Linked DNA regions of Homo sapiens: region 2 is linked to region 1. Evidence: read pairs that join two places in POLR2A ChIA-PET (ENCODE). Cell type or tissue: GM12878. All regions are shown on one strand. Links, peaks and the distances in the headings refer to the core of each region. The heading gives the core; the rest is flanking DNA.

Region 1 (9,821 bases), core at 907-8,906:
CTTAGGTATAGTTTGAATAAAGAGCAAAATAGCAAAAAATTCCTGCTGTTCTCACCTCTCCAAAAAAGAAAAGTCTTAAAAACAAACAAACACACATGCACCTTTGGGTTTGAAGTTAGCCTTTGTTATTAGCACAAAACACCAAAATTACAGTCAAAATTAGTCACTGGAGTTATATCTGACTTTTAAGACATGCTTCCTCCTCTGTCTTTATCTTCCTCACACCCACAGCACCCACATACCAACTCACTGCCTTTCCCCATCGTACAGTATTATTGGAAGTAAGACATTGGATGCTAAGAGCTGCAAGGTCTTGGGTATAAGTGGCAAAGGTTGCTGTGCTTATGCTTCACAAGGTGCTCTTGCTGAGATAAATGGTAGCATTTTGAGAAGGATGGGAGTGAAGATCCTAAAACATATATCAATTTGAGAAGGCCTCTTTTGCTCTTTTCTTTCTTTCTCTTTCTTTCTTTCTTTCTTTCTTTCTTTCTTTCTTTCTTTCTTTCTTTCTTTCTTTCTTTCTTTCGTTCTTTCTTTCTTTCTTTCTTTTTCTTTCCTTCCTTCCTTCTTTCTTTTTCTTCTTTCTTTCTTTTTCTTTCTTTCTCTCTCTCTCTCTTCTTTTCTTTCTTCTTTCTTTTTTTCCGAGATGAAATCTCGATCTGTCACCCAGGCTGGAGTCCAGTGGCATTCTCAGCTCACTGCAACCTCCACCTTCCAGGTTCAAGCGATTCTCCTGACTCAGCCTCCCGAGTAGCTGGGATTACAGGCGCATGCCAAGACGCCTGGCTAATTTTTGTGTTTTTAGTAGAGACAAGGTTTCACCATGTTGGCCAGGCTGGTCTCAAACTCCTGACCTCAAGTGATCTGCCCTCCTCGGCCTCCCAAAGTGTTGGGATTACAGGCGTGAGCCACTGTGTCTGGCCTGCACAGTTTCTTCTATAATGGAGATGATATTATAATCTCTAAAAAGACCTTGTACAGAAAAGAAAATTCATAGTTTGTTAATTCCATTGTAAATTGTTAATTTTCCAATAATGTTCTAGTAATTACATAGTATTTAGTAGACACTTATTAGACATGTTTGCCTGTCTGAAAAAATAGGACATTCATTTAGCAAGTATTAATTTTACATACTAATGCCTAACAAAAACACTTAAGAAAAATGGGGCTACAGCCCCAATTCTTTGCATCTCCTTTTGAAAGCAGAATTTTTCTAAATGGTTATCGATATTTGCTGCCTCTAATTTCTCTCTTTTTATCACCTCTTAATCTTTCTTCAGACAAGTTTTTCTCCCATGAATCCTCTACTGAAGCTTGTCTTTTCAAAGTCACCAATGACTTACACTTTTCTTTTGTTTTTTTGAGACAGATTCTCATTCTGTCACCCAGGCTGGACTGCAGTGGCACGATCTCGGCTCACTGCAACTTCCACCTCCCGGGTTCAGGTGATTCTCCTGCCTCAGCCTCCCAAGAAGCTCGGATTACAGGCATGCGCCACCACGCCCAGCTAATTTTTGTATGTTTTTGTAGACAGGGTTTCACCATATTGGCCAGGCTGGTCTCAAACTCCTGGCCTCAAGCAATCTGCCTACCTTGGCCTCCCAAAGGGCTGGGAGTTCAGGTGTGAGCCACTGTGCCTGGCCTGACCTACACTTTTCTAAGCCCATTGCTCGCTTCTCAGGCAACATCTGAGGTGTGTGTCAGTAGCATCCGACACAGTGATGACTGACTTGTCTCTGAAACAGCTTCTTTACTTGGCTTCCAGCACACACCCTTTCTTTATTTTCCTCCTCCTCACTTCCTTCTGAGACTCCTTTGCTGGTCCCGCCTTTTCCCTCTGACCTCATAATCTTAGTCCTGTTCTCTTCCTTACTCACCTTCTTGGTGATCTCACCTGGTTTCATAGCCTTAAATATCATCAGAAGCTGCCAAATGTGCACCTCCAGCTCAGATTTCTCTCCTGAACTCCAGAGCTTTATCCAGCTGCCTGCTTCATATATCAAACTTAACAAGTCCAAACTTGGACTTCTGTTCTTCCCTTTGAAGTTGGCTCCACTCCCAGTCTGCACCCCATCCGTCGATGGTGACTCTATTCAAAACCTTTCGAGTCTTTCTGGACTCCTCTTTCTTTTTTTCTTTTTTCACATCCGAATCTTGTTGGCTTCCTCTTCAAAATATATCCCACATCCAACCACTTCTCACTACCTCCGCTGCTACCAATCTGTTCCAAGCCATTGTCATCTCTCTCTTGGATGATCACATTCACTTCCTCACAAGTCTCTCCACTTCTACCCTTGCCACACTGTGGGATTTGGTCAGAGAGATGCTTCAGATGTGTAGGTTCATCGTATCACGCCTCTGCTGGAAAACTCACAATAGTGCCCTCTTTCATTCAGAGTAAATACAAGTCCTTACAAAGGCCTACACCACTCAGATGACCAACTCTTCATTACCTCTTTGGCTTCATCTCCTGCTAACCTCACCTTCACTCATTCCATGCCAGCCACACTGGTCTCCTGACTGTTCCTCAAACACTCCAGCTATGTCTGTTCCTCAAATGCCCCAGCTATGTCTGTTCCCTCAGACGGGGATACTTTCCCCCACAGCACATGACCCACCCCTCATCCTCATCACCTGTTCACTCAGTTCTCACCTTCTCAGCAAGGCCTCCCCTGCTGCCTAGCTGAAACTGAACTTGCCTTCCCTCTCCACAGCTGGCACTCCTGATGCCTTACCCTGGTCTAACATTTCCTTTTCCCAAAGCATTTATCGCATGTAATATCCTACTGAAATTACTTACTTATTGTGTTTATAGTTTGTTTTATGTCTTCTACCTAGAATGTAACCTCTATAAAGACAGAGATCTTTTGTTGTTGTTGTTCACTGATGTATTCTAAGCACCAGATCAATGTCTGCCACATGGTAGGAAATCAGTAAATATGCTTGAATAAATGAAAGTTCAGAACTTCAGAGACAGGAACGACAAAAATGAGAAAAGTCTATAAAAATCATATCTGTGGGCCCAGCATGCGGGCTCATGCCTATAATCCCTGTGCTTTGGGAGCCCGAGACAGGAAGATTGCTTGAGTCCAGGAATTTGAGACCAGCCTGGGCAACATAGTGAGACCTCATCTCTACCAAAAAATAAAATTAAATTAAAATAAAATAAATTAAAATACAAAAGTTAGCTGGGCTTTGTGGCATAGCATTGTAGTCTTAGCTACTTGAGAGGCTGAGGTGGTAGGATTGCTTAAGCCCAGGAGTTTGTGGTTAGAGGGAACTATGATTGTGTCACTGTACTCCAGCCTGAGCAACAGCAAGAACTTGTGTCAAAAAAACCGCACTCCCCCCAAAAAAAAACAAAACAAAACACATCATATCTGTGTTGATTCAGTGAATTTAAAAGGAATTTTTTCACTTACTTCCTGATAACAGAAATAAGCATATGACTTTGCAAATTTACATATTAAAAGCACCCATGACAGTTTATTCACTTCAACTGTTGTTTTTGAAGAACTCAATAAGTGCCTTTTCTTTTCAACCCTTCTTTTTTTTTTTTTTTTTTTTTTTGATAAGCCTCCTTTTAAATACTCAAACCATCTGGGTATTTGTACTCTGAAGGCATCAGAAAGGCATGTAGCTAAAGCATAGAACTGATCAGGTTTCATGGTCAAAACGACACCTCAACATTTATTCTGTATCTTTGAAGGACAATACCCATAGCTCCCATCTGGAGAGTACTCACAGTGTTCATAGCACTGGGTAGAGGGCTTGAATTCCTATCACCTGTGTTTTCAGCTGAAAACAAGTGGGATTCTGACTCACAAGTTGGCTTGTGGGTAAAACCATTGACTACAGTTGGTCCGGGTCTGATGACCACTGTAGCTGTTACAAGTTTGTACTAATGCTTCTCTTTTTGAGACATTTCAAGTACTTTTCTCAGTATTATGAGGTAGATTACATGTACGAATGACTCAACATTTCTGAGGCTGCTTAAGAGTGTTTTCTGGTAAGCCTAGCCACTACATCATAGGTGCATGGTAAATGACAACATGGTTTGTATAGAGGTTAAAAAGGGCCATTCATCTCACTGCCCTCATTGGAAGGCCTAAAATAGTCCAAGATATTTTATTCTGTGGTTTTCACCTATGCCCTTTTCCCTTGTCCCAGGAAGACTTAAGTGGATTTGCTGTAATAACTGTGTTATGCTATGATAGATAGAATCTGTGTTATGATTAAATAGTTGACGTCTGTTTATAAAAAGTAACTTTTACAATTTATAATGGAGGTTATATTACTTAAAGTAGTTTTATTTGAAGAAATAAAAATTCATCACTCAATTTCAATACTAGGGCTTGAGATTACTGTTGTATTTTTAAATTCAAACCATTAGATGAATATAATTATAGGAATATGATAACATTGTAGGAATTTGGGGAAGTTTTAAAAATTACCCATAATTTCATCTAACCATTATGATCATTTGTACATATTTCCTGTCAGTCATTTCCTAAATGCATGCTGCTTATTCCTATAACTGAAACTAATACCAGTATCACTGGATGGTAAGTTCTTTGAGAATGGGGCCCCTTTCTGATGATTCTGTGTATACCCGTAGTTTAACACAGAGCCCAGTAGAGGCAGATGCTAGAAAAATTATTGCAAAAGAATGGATTAATAAGCAGATCTGCTGAGGATCTAAAACTTAATTAAGTACAACCAATGCTGGATTGATTATTTTGTTGATTCACAAGAAGAGGCCAAAGTCCCAACCCTCAGCAAAGATCAGCCATTCTATGACCTCCTCTTCTGCTCAGATCTCTAGGGGCAGCACGGGAGAGGAAGGGGACAGTCAAATGGTGATGTGTTACTCTCCTGCTTTGCTCGAAAACGATAGCAGTAATTTCTCTTACTTCTCCATTCCTTGTCTGCAGATCACCTGGCCCTAGAATGGCCTTATATCTCTGAGATACAGACTGACGCTAATAAATGAGTTGCTGATCCTAAAATAAAAGTGGAAATCAGGTTTGGAGTTTGATGTAAAAGCTGGAGAGGCACAGGTTTGTTGCTCATTTAGATTACAAATGTCATCGAAAATAGAAACCAAAAAGGTTAGGTAATTTCTAAATTAATCACTCTTAGAATAATTACCATGTCACAGCATCTGTGTGCTTTGGTAGAATTTGAATAACACTTTTTTGCTCAGAATAATGTTCTATTCTTGTCACCAAATAATACTTGACGTCTGTGCTCTTGTACTCCCGAACTGCAGGAAGGGTGTTGCCCTGAACAGCTGACACACCCTCAGCAATGAAGCTTAGTTTTGCTGGAACTTTTCAGGTACTAAAAAAAATCCCTTTCTCTACTCCCCATTCATTCACAGGCATGAGACTGGAGCTTTATTATTTTTTCTAAATCTAAATTGACTGAGTCAGGCTTGTAGTAGTCACCACTAAGAACAGACCACAGTAGCATGGAGAATATTACTTGAATCTTCTTTCCATCGGAAACTGGCTGTGAAAAGAGTAGGCCCATTAATCATAATTTGAAAAAGCAAGTTACAAAGGCTTGCTTTGTAACTTGTAAAGCCTCCTTTGATGAAGGCTTTACAAGCTGTCATTGCAGTAAGCAGAACTGAAACACTTTTTTTTTTCGTTGAGCAAACACACCTGGTCATTTTGGACATTTCCATTTTGATAGCTTAATGGGTGGGAGAAGATTCCTGGGCTTAAAAAATAACTTTTCAGCATTTCATGTTTCTAAGACTGAGACTGAATTAAAGGAATGTTAATCTGTCTCCTTTTATACCACAAACCTACAGAATTTACACAGAGTTTTGTCAAAAGTGACATGAACTGGTTGTCACTGTCTGGCAGATAGCTCCTCACTATGACACAAAATTGCCTTTATTTGAAGGCCACACATGACATAAGTAAACAATGGCAGTGTTTTGTATATTTTTTCTGTTACTTTAATGTATTTCAATTTCAATTATGTGGGTATAAAACATGAGTTGTATTTTTAAACTCTGTTACTTGATGATGACTACTCTTTTTCTTTCTGTATTAAAAAGAAACTCTTTTAACTGTGGTCACCATTCAGTGCAATGTATTGTATATTTCAAAATTGCTAAAAGAATAGCTTTCTAACATCCTCACCACAAAAAAATTGGTAAGTTGATGAGGTGATGGATATGTTAATTAGCTTGATTGACTCTTTCTACAATGTATTCATAGATCAAACAATCACATTGTACCCCATAAATATACACAATTTTTGTCAATTAAAAATAAATAAGAAACTATTCTAGCTTAAGAGCCTTATGTATTCTAAAAATGAACAATCAAAATGCAGAGACTGCTATTGGTCCCCTAATATGTGTTCTTTTCTTCCATAGTGATAGAACCCCTGATTTTTTTCTTTTTTTTTGTCGAGACGGAGTCTCGCTCTGTCGCCCAGGCTGGAGTGCAGTGGCGCTATCTCGGTTCACTGCAAGCTCCGCCTCCTGGGTTCACGCCATTCTCCTGCCTCAGCCTCCTGAGTAGCTGGGACTACAGGTGCCCGCCACCAGGCCCAGCTAATTTTTTGTATTTTTAGTAGGGATGGGGTTTCACCATGTTAGCCAGGATGGTCTCGATCTCCTGACCTCGTGATCTGCCCGCCTCGGCCTCCCAAAGTGCTGGGATTACAGGCGTGAGCCACTGTGCCCGGCCGAACCCCTGAGTTTTAAGCTAGGCATGTAGCTGTTCAGAAAAAAAAAAAGCAGCTGTTTTCCAATTTCCCTTGCAAAGTACTAATGGAAGTATATGGCAACTTCTCTGTCCTGTTGCCTCCAATATGGACATGCAAGCAGGAGCTCTGGCTGCCATCTTGGACCATGAAGACAAGGGTAACAGTGCAGATGAGTGGACAGAAATGTAATAAGCTTGTCTACCTCTGCAGCTTTGTATGAAAGATAAACTGTCTTGTTTAAATGACTGTTCTTTTGTGTCTATGTTTCTCAAAATGAAAAATAATCTTAATGTATACAATCACGAATAATGGAAAAGATAGATTTTATCTGACATGAAGAAACCAACATACTGTAGCAGACACCTATTGGCTTATCTGCCAACACTCTTTTTCAGAATTAACTGACTCTGTACTAGTGTCTAGGTGGTTATAGTGGGAGTTTCCAAACTCAAGAACATGACCCCATTTTTGGTTAAAGGATAATCTTGACCCTGGCTGGGCCAGTCAAAATCTTTCCCCAGGTACTTGAAAATAAGACGGAGAAAAAGAGAGCTTAGTTTTTTTGAGCCGTAAGACTGTAATAGTAAATATCTGAGCTATTGGTAGCTGTATTTGCCACCATGTTGGGAGAAGTAGCAGAAACCAGGTTGTGATATAAAAAAAAAAAATGAATCAGAGTCGAAGAGAGAAGCAAAGATTTAGAGACAGAAGAGAGAAACCATTCCTAGGTTCCTCCATAGTCCTCCAGTGCCTGGTTGTGTGGGAACTGTTGCTCACTTAACTTAACAATCACTCTTCATTTCTTTTTTGAGGCAGAGTCTCGCTCTGTCACCCAGGCTGGAATGCAATGGCATGCTCTCGGCTCACTGCAACCTCTGCCTCCCAGGTTCAAGCCACTCTCCTTCCTCAGCCTCCCAAGTAGCTGAGATTACAAATGTGCACCACCATACCCAGCTAATTTTTGTATTTTTAGTAGAGACGGGGTTTCACCATGTTGGCCAGGCTGATCTCAAACTCCTGGTCTCAAGTGATCTGCCTGTCTCAGCCTCCCAAAGTGCTGGGATTCCAGGTGTGAGCCACCATGCCCGGCCCACTCTTCATTTCTTAATGTTGATGTTTTTCTGGATCCATCCATCCTTAGAGAGGGTTGCAGACTGGTCCAAGACACTATGTGCATGGCAATGCCCTGGCAACTGTATTGATCCAGTGATGGACATGTGACCTAAATTGGCCCAATCATCTGATTGAAGATTTGTATTCCATTCCTAGGGGAGAAATTAGTCTTATGCTGGACGTGAACAAGGAAGTGCATAGTTCTGATTGCCATTGTCAGCTTTCTTGCCATCATGAACGTGACCATGCTTGTTTGAGGGCAACACTGAAGATGGCAGCAAGAATTCTAAAAAGCCTGGACCTCTGATGGCAGTTTTGAGTCCACCTTGGCACTCAAGCCAATATATTAGATAGTAAATGACCCATTATAGAAGCCAGGGGTCGCCAAACTTTATCTGTAAGGGCCAGAGAGTAAATATTTTAAGATTGCTGGCCGTAAGGTCTTTGTCACAACTAGTCAAGTCCTCTGTTTTGCTCTAAAGCAGTACTAGACAATACATATATGAATGGATGTGAATGTGTCCCAGTAAAACAAGTAGCTAATCTACAGGCTATCATTTGCCAACCCGTGTTATAAGCCAGTTTAAGTCTGAGTTTTCATGACTTGTTGCCAAAACTAGCAGATACGATACACTGGTTCTTGCTCATTTTCGGGGTCCGGCTGCATCTAGCTCTTAGAGTATATGAGGAACTCCAGTGTTCACGGCTGCTGGGCAAGATATTTAACAAAGAGTAGAGCATAAACACCAACCAACCATAAACATGTAGGATAACCATGCTGGGGTGAATCAGCTAAATATCACTCTGCTGTTATCCCTCCAACAAGTCCTCTTTGTTAGTTAAACTAGTCAGAGTTTATTTCTGTTATTTTTAAACAAAGGCATCCTTCCCTGTTCTTTTTAGATTTTCTTTTTGGGTACTACTTTAATCATTTCACTTATTTTTTTGGTTAAAATGCTGATCAGTTTTATATCTTTCTTCTTTTGGGTTCTCCATTTCTTTAGTTCAGTAATTTCAAGGCCAGGATGGCATTACTGATTCTTTTTAAAAACGGGTATCTGGGCCAGGTGTGGTGGCTCACACCTATGATCCCAGAACTCTGGGAGGCTGAGGTGGAAAGATGACTTAAGGCCAGGAGTTTGAGACCAGCCTGAACAACACAGTGAAACCCCATCTCTACAAAAAAAAAATTTTTTTTAATTACCTAGGCATGATGGTACACACCTGTAGTCCCAGCTTTTCAGGAGGCTGACACACGAGGATCACTTGAGCACAGGAGTTGGAGGCTACAGTGAGCCATGATTGTGTCACTGCACTCCAGCCTGGGCAACAGAGTGAGACCCTGTCTCAACAACAACAATAACAAAATGGGTATGTGAAAACTTTTCCCGATAATGAATCTCTGCAGACCTTATGATCAAAAACACAAGCTACCACTTGACAGGATGAGGTGTGAGCATAACATACCAGAAAGATTTTAGCATACATGCCACAGTTCAGAAATCCAATGTGTTTTGTGAAATGAAGTCACAACTGGGACTCATATCCCAGTAATGCTGCCATTTCTCAAAATATCTTTAGAATTCCTCCAATCTCCTCACTTTATTTTAACATCTGATATTGATAAAGATATATCACATCGTCATCAGGCTTGGCTCTGGATAGAGTCCTACCATTTCAAAAAAAAAAAAAATAGATCTCTCTTTTTTTTTTTTTTTTGAGACGGAGTTTCATTCTTGTTGCCCAGGCTGCAGTGCAATGGTGCGATCTCGGCTCACTGCAACCTTCGCCTCCTGAGTTCAAGCGAGTCTCCTGCCTCAGCCTCCTGAGTAGCTGGGATTACAGGCATGTGCCACCACACCCAGCTAATTTTGTATTTTTAGTAGAGATGGGTTTCTCCATGTTTGTCAGGCTGGTCTCGAACTCCCTACCTCAGGTGATCCACCCACCTCGGCCTCCCAAAGTGCTAGAATTAT
Region 2 (9,821 bases), core at 1,129-9,128, 110 kb before region 1:
GGTTTCCTAGGATTTTCACTAAATATTCAAGAAACTGACAGTAGTTATGAAAAATGTTAAGTTTGAAAATCAAGGATAAAATATCAAACATTAACATATTTCTTTTTAGCCTTATGGTAAAGACAACTTATGATTAAAACATCTGGCTAATCAATAAGTCTAATATTTTTAATGAGGTAAATATGGTTTAAGATATACAGATGGCAACAGAAAAGATCAGAGGGAGTGCTGTTTAGTTTAAGAAAGCTTAGGTTTTAAAATATATTAACATGATATGACAGAAGAATGAACTTCCAGAGTTTACTAAAATGCTCTTGTTGCCCAGGCTGGAGTGCAATGGCGCAATCTTGGCTCACCGCAACCTCTGCCTGCCAGGTTCAAGCTATTCTCCTGCCTCAGCCTCCCGAGTAGCTGGGATTACAGGCATGCGCCACCATGCCTGGCTTATTTTGTATTTTTAGTAGAGACAGGGTTTCTCCATGTGGCTCAGGCTGGTCTCGAACTCCTGATCTCAGGTGATCCATCTGCCTCGGCCTTCCAAAGTGCTGGGATTACAGGTGTGAGCCACCGCGCCCGGCTACTAAACGAAATATTAAAGAGACTGTCCTCTAGTATAGAATTTGGTAGTCAGTGTTTGATAGACTTAGTATTCTGTGTTGGCAATAGATTTAAGAGTTTTCTGGAATGTATGTAATGCATTCAGTTCTACTCATCCTATGTGTTTATTGTAGCTAATTAAGAAAATACCATTCAGTATTTACCATTTTTCCTCTCTGCTGAGCCGATCTGGTTTCACGTAGGCTAAATACATTTCCACACACCGATATTTCTCTCCATATTCCAGGCTTGGAGTCTTCTGTGAACCCATTGCGTGGATGCATCACAAGAACACCATTAGTGGTCAAGCCATCCATCTGTCCATCTGATGTCTTCCATTTGGCAGCCTTCTCCTAGTAGAAATAATAGCAGTGAGCTTCCAACTTGTAACTTGTAACTTGGAATGAAAGCTAGTATAAAAGAAAGCATCATTTAGAAAAAAAGCTTTTTACCCCAAGAAAGATGTTTTTTGATGAGTCAAATCCTGCAGCATAAATCCGTGCTGTAAAGGGAGGATTCCGTTCACATATGATTCTGCAGGCAAATCTTGATATAGTGCTTTGTACTGACTGTGTATCAGAATTACTTTGACTTCCAGGAACCGTGTCAGTTACTACAAAATCAATGGGGCTTTCAGTCGACCGGCCAATCTGAGGGAAAAAAAAAAATACCTATAAACCCATTCAAAGAGCACAGTGGAAAATCCATTCAAGAAGGGCACAATAAGGAGAGAACATTAGGTCTCTGAAATTTCTAAAGTTGAAGTTTACCATACTTAACGCTGGGGGCATCTATACTCTTGAAAACTAATCAGTCAGACTGTCTCTGATGAAGTAATCACTTAGAGCATGGAATTAAATGAGAACTTACAATAATATACGAAACCCTTAGGGAATGAAGAATTCAGGAACGGCTGAGATTTCTAGATGGCTGCAGATTTTAATTTTAACCCTTTTGGATGGAAATATGTGTATCATGTAGTTTTTTTCTCTTTAGAGATATTTAAAGAGATATTCTACCTTATTTAACAGAATATAGTGAACATATATAAGTAAATCTTTTAGGATGACTGCAGAACATTACACTATAAATACCACTTACGTTAAGCTGAAATGCAGTGATGTCTTCAGGTGCTACAAGAGGTATACAAGGCTGCTGGTCCTTATGTCAAGGGCTTACACAGCCTTGCTTTGAGGTCTTATGTATACTTCATATATTTTCTTGTTTCTTTTCTGTCAGGTTGTCAGCTATCACTCCTTGTTTTTGGTCATGCTTGTTTCCAGCAACAAGCCCCTCTTTTAACTGGCTACTCTTACTCTGTTATGGGTTGAGAAATCAAATAACCTATTTCAGAGAAAAGTATTTCAAAAGGTTCTGGTGAGAGCCTAAGGGATCCTCTAGGGAGAATAGAAAAGGAATTTCACTACATCAACTTTGTGGCATTTATTTTATATATATACTCTTCCTGGTTCTTAGGGATATTTCAGAGAGACAAGGTTCCCAGATAAGAGTTCTGGATGAGTGAGGTGTCAGAGATTTAAAAATATCTTCAGAGGTACTAGCTAGTAAATAAGTTAATTTCATTTTGAAAGTTGAAAGAAAAAAGGAAATCAATGGGGAGATGACAAAAGTGACAAGTGTCACGGGGCTTTAAAGCAAACATTTGGAAATTATCAGTTCATGAATGTATTTGTTATAAAGTAGTACCATAAAATTGAAGAATGTGGGTACTGAGAAAAAATACTGACCCTCTACAAAGATAAAGACTCTTAAAAGTCATTCTTTACATATTTTAGCCTCAAGTTCCTCATATCGGCACACTTTCAGATAAACCTCTTTAGTGTTTTTGTCCAACTGTCAAGTATAAAGTCTTTTTATTTAGATTGGATAGTTTTAGAGGGAAACTAGTTAACAAATATAAGATTGGATATTCCTTTTCTTTATTCTTAAAAATAAAGATACCTTAAATGGCCTCAGATCTTTGAAACAAAAAATATTCCCCCAAATAAAAAGGCTCTTTAAAAGCTAAAAGATATAGGCCAAGGATTGAACTAATATTCAGAATCAACAGAAGTAGCACTTATTTGGAAAGAGACTGTTCCAGAGAGCTGACATTTCAACTGGGTCTTGGAAGAGAATATTTAAGACACTGAAGCAATATTTGTAATGACAATGAGAAGGAAGAAACTTAAGTATCTATAAAGAGAAAAAAACCACCATGAATGTGATCAGATGCCAAAATATGATTGTTAATAATTCTTCCCCTGCTATTATTAGCATTAAAAATACAGCTCTTTTGTTACTCTCCCTTACCCTCATGAGAAAACTCAATGGTTCCTTATAGCTTATCCAAAATTTGTAGTTTATTATTTCTGATAATAGTTAGAAACTGACTCAAGATTTGCCTCCCATCTACCAATCCAGCCGAATTTCCTGCTATTTGTGTATACAAGCTACAACAGCTTATTCGTCAATCTTTCACCACACTGTGTACTACTTCTTTGCTTCTTTGCCATCTCTTTTGCTAGAATGCTTTTCTACCGGTTGCTGGCAAAAATCCTACTTAACCTGATAAAAAGATCTACATGAAAAGGCACCAGTGTAAAGTCTTTTCTCCATCCTTCTTCAACACAATCAATGTGCTTAAGATTTACAGGGTCAGTACAGCACCTAGGCATGTAATCAGCTTGTAATGTCTCCCTTATGTACTTCATAGTGACAAACAAGGCATAGAGTTGGAGTTGGAATATCTGATGACTTGAACAATAAATGTTCTTGTTCAGTTTACAGGGTAGACAATCCTAGAATGTTTCCAGTACAATTCCTCAAAGACTGGCTAGTTTATCAAGGTAGTTTCTGATACATCACAGTCTTTTTGATGCAGAAATGTTTGGATTTTCCAAAGGTATAATACCTGTAGAAAGGGCATAATCAGTTTATGATACTGGGGAAAATTCTCTACTTTATGAAAAAGACAAAACCCAAACTGTTAAAACTTATTCAAGGGCCTTCATTAGATGGTGAAGACATTGTTTCAGAATTCAGGATGCCTGGTTTAATTTCAGTTTTGCCCCCAAGTAACTCTATCATCTTTAACTCACAAGATTTCAGTTAACCTCATCTACAAAAGATAAGCGGTAAACAAATAAATATAACGTACTTTCTGAAGCTAAAATTCTAGCCTGTGACCAAATATCTTGGAGATACACACACACACACACACACACACACACACACACACATATATATTTATCTATATTTTATTAAAGAGACGAAGTCTCACTATGTTGCCCAGGCTGGCCTCAAGCTATCCTCCCACCTCAGCCCCCTGAGTAACTGAGACTACAGGCCTAGTAGCATCTTGATTTTAAAAAAAAGCTAAGCTCATTCATTTTCACTGCTTGTCAGTGAAACAAAATGTGAAAAATCATCCTAAAGCTTTGTGTTCGGTTTTTCTTGGATCTAAACATTAATCTTCCTTAAAGATCTTATTTATTTTTGGTAAAAGTGAGGAAAACATAATAAATGCCCACATTCTAATATTAACTAGAGAAAAGAAATTCAGTATCTCATCTCATTAAAAGGGTTGGGCAGAGGGAGTGGCTTCAAAGAAATATTTCACTATTGACTGAAATTAAATATATTTCCAGGTCTTTTCACTTTTATTTGCCTTGTAAAATAAAGAAAAATGGAAGTCAATGTGACAATAATTATAAAAGCAACATTATCAGGCAATTTATGTTGTACTTAAGTTTGTTTTTAAAAAGCCTAAGCTTCAGAGAGCTCAATATTAAGGGAGAAGATCAAGGATTCTATTTACATCTTTGGAACTGACTGTCCTAAAATCTATCAGTTTATAAAATATCAGCACTGGATTGGTACAAAAAGTAAGAGAAAAATACTTTTATTGCATGAGTAGCATTGACCAAATACATGCTGAGAAAAAGGTTTGATTTCACATAGATAATACAAATAGTTAGCAAGTGCCTGGATTGTTTATTGTCTAGAGAGGAAGGTGGGAGGTAGTGGTAGAAAAAGTCATAAATGTATGCAGAGTATTTACTGTTTTCTTTTTTGGATAATAGCTACTATTCACTAAGTGTTTTTACTAAGTGCCTGGCACAGTGCTGAGTACTCTACATGTACTAGATCATTTAAGCCTCTTAACAGTCATAGGGGAGAGTCTATTATCTGCACTTTACAGAGGAGGAAACTGAGGCATATAATGGTTATGTAATATTTACCAGTAATTCTTATTCTGGAGCCCATCTCAACCATGCTAGATTGACTTCTATTTATAAGGGTTAGCAATCAATCTATATTTTAATAAAATACAATATAAAAATCTGATAATCCTCTGACCTCAGCAAAAGTCACCAACAATAGATTTTTAACTTTTTCGTTTCTTAAGAAAAAAAATTTAAGATGTTGTAATACCTGAAACATATCGGTGTTGCTGTCATGAGTATATTCAACCACCACAGTCTGGGCCCGAGATAAAGTATATGATATGCTATGCTGGTCTTTGTTGCTTATTGCCTAAGAATGAAAAAGTTAATAGCAAAAATTAGTAGGCAGGTCAATCCAATCAGATAATCTTTTCATTAAAAAAAGGGAAAACTATTTATCAAATACATGACATATTTATACATTTTCCCCCTGAAATTTAGAGAGGTTAATAACTCCTGTCAGCTGTGACAGTAGTTTCTCGGGTTGAATGGGGTACTGAAGAATATTTAGAAGCAGTTACAGAATAAAAACATAACTTTCTTTCTTTTTTTTTAAAGACAGAGTCTTGCTCTGTTGCCTAGGCTGGAGTGCAGTGGTGCAATCTCGGTTCACTGCAACCGCCGCCTCCCAGGTTCAAGTGGTTCTCCTACCTCAGCCTCCCAAGCAGCTGGGACTACAGGTGCACGCTGCCACGCCTGGCTAATTTTTTTTGTATTTTTAGTAGAGACGGCATTTCACCATGTTGCCCAGGCTGGTCTTGAACTCCTGAGCTAAGGCAATCCGCCTGCCTCAGCCTCCCAAAGTGCTAGGATTATAGGCGTGAGCCACTGCGCCCGGCCCATAATTTTCTTTTATCAAACCACTAGACTCCCTTATTAAGTATTTTAAATTATAATCAAAACCAAATCCCACATAAAAACAGAAAACAATAGTACTGCTCTGATAAGAAAATCTTGCAAAATAAGAGGAATCTTATTTTTGAAGTCATTCAGAGAGCTATAAAGTTCACTCATAAGCCAAGTTAACTGGTTTTCTAACCATTTTGTGACTCTACAGATGACAAATGTTGGCCATATGCTGGGTGAGATACAGAAAAATGCATTTGGGATTTGGTCCCAGGAGATAAAAGAAAAAAATTTAAAAAAAAAAAACAAAAGAAACATTCATAGAATGATTAAACATTACCAAAGGAAAGGGATGTAATGCTTATGACTGTACTTCTGATTTATCTCAAACTAAAAACATTGCTAAAAAGAACTTTTCAGTTTTGTTTTCAAGTGTTTTCTATGTATATGAGTTGAAGATAATATCAAAGGAGGGGAAAAATCTAGTCATCACACAAAGGAAGTAGAAATGGGCTGCATAAAACAGACACAAAGAAGAGAATAATTATATACAGCAAAGAAGCTAAATGAAAAAATCCTTCTTAATTAGAAGTTTGGCATCATAAGCTTTTACTTGGTTTCAATTTGCAACTAATCTGTAATAGATAAAGCCTTAAAACAACAGCTTTAAGACTGTCAAATTTCCAAATATACAAAGAGAATACAGAAATACCCTATTTCCAAATATAGAAGAGATTATACTAACGACTCAGCTTTATCAAAGCTTAATACTGCCACTTTTGCTTCTGATTTTTTTTTTTTTTTTTTTTGGAGACAGAGTCTCGCTCTGTCGCCTAGGTTGCAGTGCAGTGGTGCTATCTCGGCTCACTGTAACCTCCGCCTCCCAGGTTCAAGTGATTCTCCTGCTTCAGCCTCCTGAGTAGCTGGGATTACAGGTGCATGCCACCACGCCCGGCTAATTTTTTATTTTTAGTAGAGACGGGGTTTTGCCATGTTGGCCAGGCTGGTCTCGAACTCCTGACCTCGTGATCCACCCACCTCGGCCTCCCAAAGTGCTGGGATTACAGGCGTGAGCCATTGTGCCTGGCCTGCGTCTGATTTTTTTAAGGAATTAAACTACAGATACAATTGAGGCTGCCTACATGTCTCTCCCAGTTCCCTTTTCTCTACAGAGGTATCCAACCTCAAGAATGCAGTGTAGATCATTTACATGCATGTTTTACATATTTCTTTCTACACATTTAGGTATTCATATATACTATATAATTGTTTTACAAGTTTTAAACATATATATACATATATATATACACACGCACACACACATATACATATATATATGTTTAAGAGACCAGGTTTCGCTATGTGGCAGAGGCTGAAGTGCAGTGGCTATTTACAGGCAGGAAAATGGCACACTACAGCTTTAAACTCCTGTGCTCAAGTGATCTTCCTGCCTCTGCCTCCCAAGGAGCTGGGACTAACAGGCATGTGCCACTGTGCCCCGTTAAACAGCTCACTTTTCAATGAAACAATTACTCAGTATTTTGAAAATTAATTCTTAGTGGCTAAAGAGATTTTAAAACATTGGTTTTTATGTGCTTTGAAATTGTAATCTTTGTTTGTTAGTTATTAAACCTACTCTAAGACTGAGAATAAAAACTATGTCAAGTTACGTTTGAGTCTCACTGGCCTAGAACGCAGGGTTTTAACTACTCATCCCAGATGACTGCCAGACTAAATGCTTAATTTTCATCATGACCTCACAAATACATTCCTCCAAAATTTAAAGAGGAGGAGTCAATCTTTTTTTTTTTTTTTTTTTTAAACTGAGACAGGGTCTCACTCTGTCACTCAGGCTGCAGTACAGTGGCATGATCTCAGCTCACTGCAGCCTCTGCCTCCCGGGCTCAAGTGATCCTCCCACTTCAGCCTGCCAAGTAGCTGGGACTTCGGGGCATGCCACCACGCTTGGCTAATTTTTTGTATTTTTGGTGGAGATGGAGTTTCACCATGTTGCCCAGGCTGGTCTCGAACTCCCGAGCTCAAGTGATCCGCCCACCTTGGCCTCTCAAGTGCTGGGATTATAGGTGTGAGCTACCGCACCCAGCCAAGAGTCAATCTGTGATCCCTAAGATTCTTATTGCCTAGTAAAGATGAAAGATGAAAAAGAGATAACAATGAAAACATGAGGGCATGGCAGAGTAAAATAGGAAGAAAAGTACAGAATATGGTATTACAGAGGCAGGGATTAGAAATATTTTCCCTGATAGTGGTTTTCAACCAGAGGTAGTATTAGCAGTCTAAGGGGCATCTGAAAATATGCTGTGCATTTTTTGGCTGTTACGAGGATTTGCAGGCTCAAATGGCATTTTGTGGGTGAAGGACCTATAAATGTCCTGTAGTATGTGGGAAAGTACTGAACAATGAAAAAGTGGCATACCCAAAATGTCAAGAGCACTCCGGGGGGAGCTACTGTAAGAAGCTCCTCAGATTCAATCAATCTGAGGTTTACTTCCACCACCTGCTTAGTATATTCCTTCTCGCCAAAGGAGCAAAAAGAAACTGTCCCTTTTCTGCACCAACTGGCTCCCAAATAGTAACAGAGGAGTCCTAGTCAAGGCCTAAGGATTCTTTCACAAATCAAACTGGATATAAAACAAAGCTGAAAAGCCAATTACCTTCAGACACTGAAGCTGCAACCTAAAACCACATCATATGCCAATTTTTCTGTCTCTTGTTTATTTAATTTACAAAGATATGCTTCAGATGGTATAATATTAATGTACATCCTAGGGCTACTTAGCTAAAGATACAGGTACTTCCAGGAGTCAAAGAACTCTTTCTAATTTTTCTTATTTGCTCATTACAATATTAAATTCTTTGTAACACAAAGTCAGTGTTATAAAATTGGAGGCAGATGAATTCACAGAAAATATAAAGATGTGAAATTCCCCCTCCTTGTCTGTCACTCTAGGAAAAGCCCAAGTATCCTGAAATGGTGGTCCAGCTTCTGGAAATTTTGTTAGAAGAATACAAGGGGGCTAGAAGCATGAAATAGGCTAGGGGGTTGAGAAGTTATATTGTAGATGCAGTTGGATATTGCCTTCATAGCTTTGATTCAACTTAATAATTATTGAGGTCTACTTTGTGCAAGGTACTATGCTCAAATATATGAAGTTATAAACCAAAAATGAATACAACCAATACAAAGAATCTTAAGTAAAGACCCTTAGTTTAAAAATTACCTCATCCAAATGTGCTTCTAATACCTGAATACACATATTATACATCACATTCTTCATCCAGTCCAGGGAGACCCCTCTAGTAACAGAGTGGGAACTTCCCACTTCTCAGGGCAGACAGCTGCATAATTCTAAGTACTAGATAAAGCCCTGTCCCCCATCCCACCTCTTTTAATAAGGAAACAGAGTGTTTCCTTCTAATTTCCACCCACTGATCCTGGTTTGTCATTTTTTTTTTAAAAGTCCAATTCCCCTTCCATATGGCAGCTCTTCAAATACCATGTCTCCAAAGTCTCTTCTCCAATCCAAACAAAAGGCAATTTCTGAAATAGAAATGTAAGGGGAATGCTAGAGAATACAAACAACACATAAAAGTCTTTCAAATTCTCCAAGTTAATTTATGTAGCTTTTTTTTTTTTTTTTTACCTTTGCAGCCTGAGGAGTACAAGCAATATGCACAGTGCTGGGCTTCACCCCATTTGCCTTAGGTCTTTTAAACAAAGCAAACCTACTTTTCCTCCTTCCTCTATCGCCATTTGGGAGAGACCCATTATACCTGATGGGGGAAAAAAAGTATAGGTGATCTCTTGCAAGAACTGCACAATTATAAAACAAATGTTTGACTTTGCCTTGCAGAATCAATTCCCAATTAATTATCTATTAACACATTATAATTATTTAAAATTCCTTTGAGCAACTGTTGATCTCCATACCAGGTGCCAGTGTGTGAAACAAAATGAGATTCTTTTTCTGGCTTCATTCCAAGTCACAGAGAACCTTTTGGATTATACACAGATTCGTGTTATCTCTATTTTTTTCCTTCCCTCTTTTATGGAAGATAATTAAGAGCTGATTAATGGCATGTCTGACTCCTTATGACTCATTCTGTTTTTTTAAGGTGAACTGTTTG

What was found. Peaks named below come from ENCODE experiments on the same cell type or tissue, not always from the same donor. Only the 100,000 strongest peaks of a DNase experiment are listed, where the experiment ranks them.
Region 2: POLR2A ChIA-PET joins it to region 1 with 11 read pairs; 12 of 35 experiments call an interaction of 5 or more read pairs at or near these places.

What each region holds. Positions count from the first base shown.
Region 1 is chr2:64,209,195-64,219,015 of GRCh38, forward strand. No RefSeq gene overlaps it. Among named protein-coding and RNA genes, the nearest start is that of LINC00309, 8.6 kb to the left of the region's middle. In GM12878, for the core only: a CTCF peak has its summit at 8,212; DNase peaks (open chromatin) are centred at 3,907, 4,817 and 5,557; H3K4me3 peaks cover 986 bases; H3K27ac peaks cover 4,012 bases.
Region 2 is chr2:64,095,364-64,105,184 of GRCh38, forward strand. It overlaps PELI1 (pellino E3 ubiquitin protein ligase 1), which reads right to left. Exons shown (of 7, transcript NM_020651.4): 3 at 9,338-9,467; 4 at 5,035-5,136; 5 at 1,050-1,247; 6 at 762-950. Among named protein-coding and RNA genes, the nearest start is that of PELI1, 44 kb to the right of the region's middle. RefSeq lists a silencer at 9,648-9,821. In GM12878, for the core only: no CTCF peak of the experiment used is centred there; a DNase peak (open chromatin) is centred at 6,039; H3K4me3 peaks cover 1,053 bases; H3K27ac peaks cover 3,332 bases.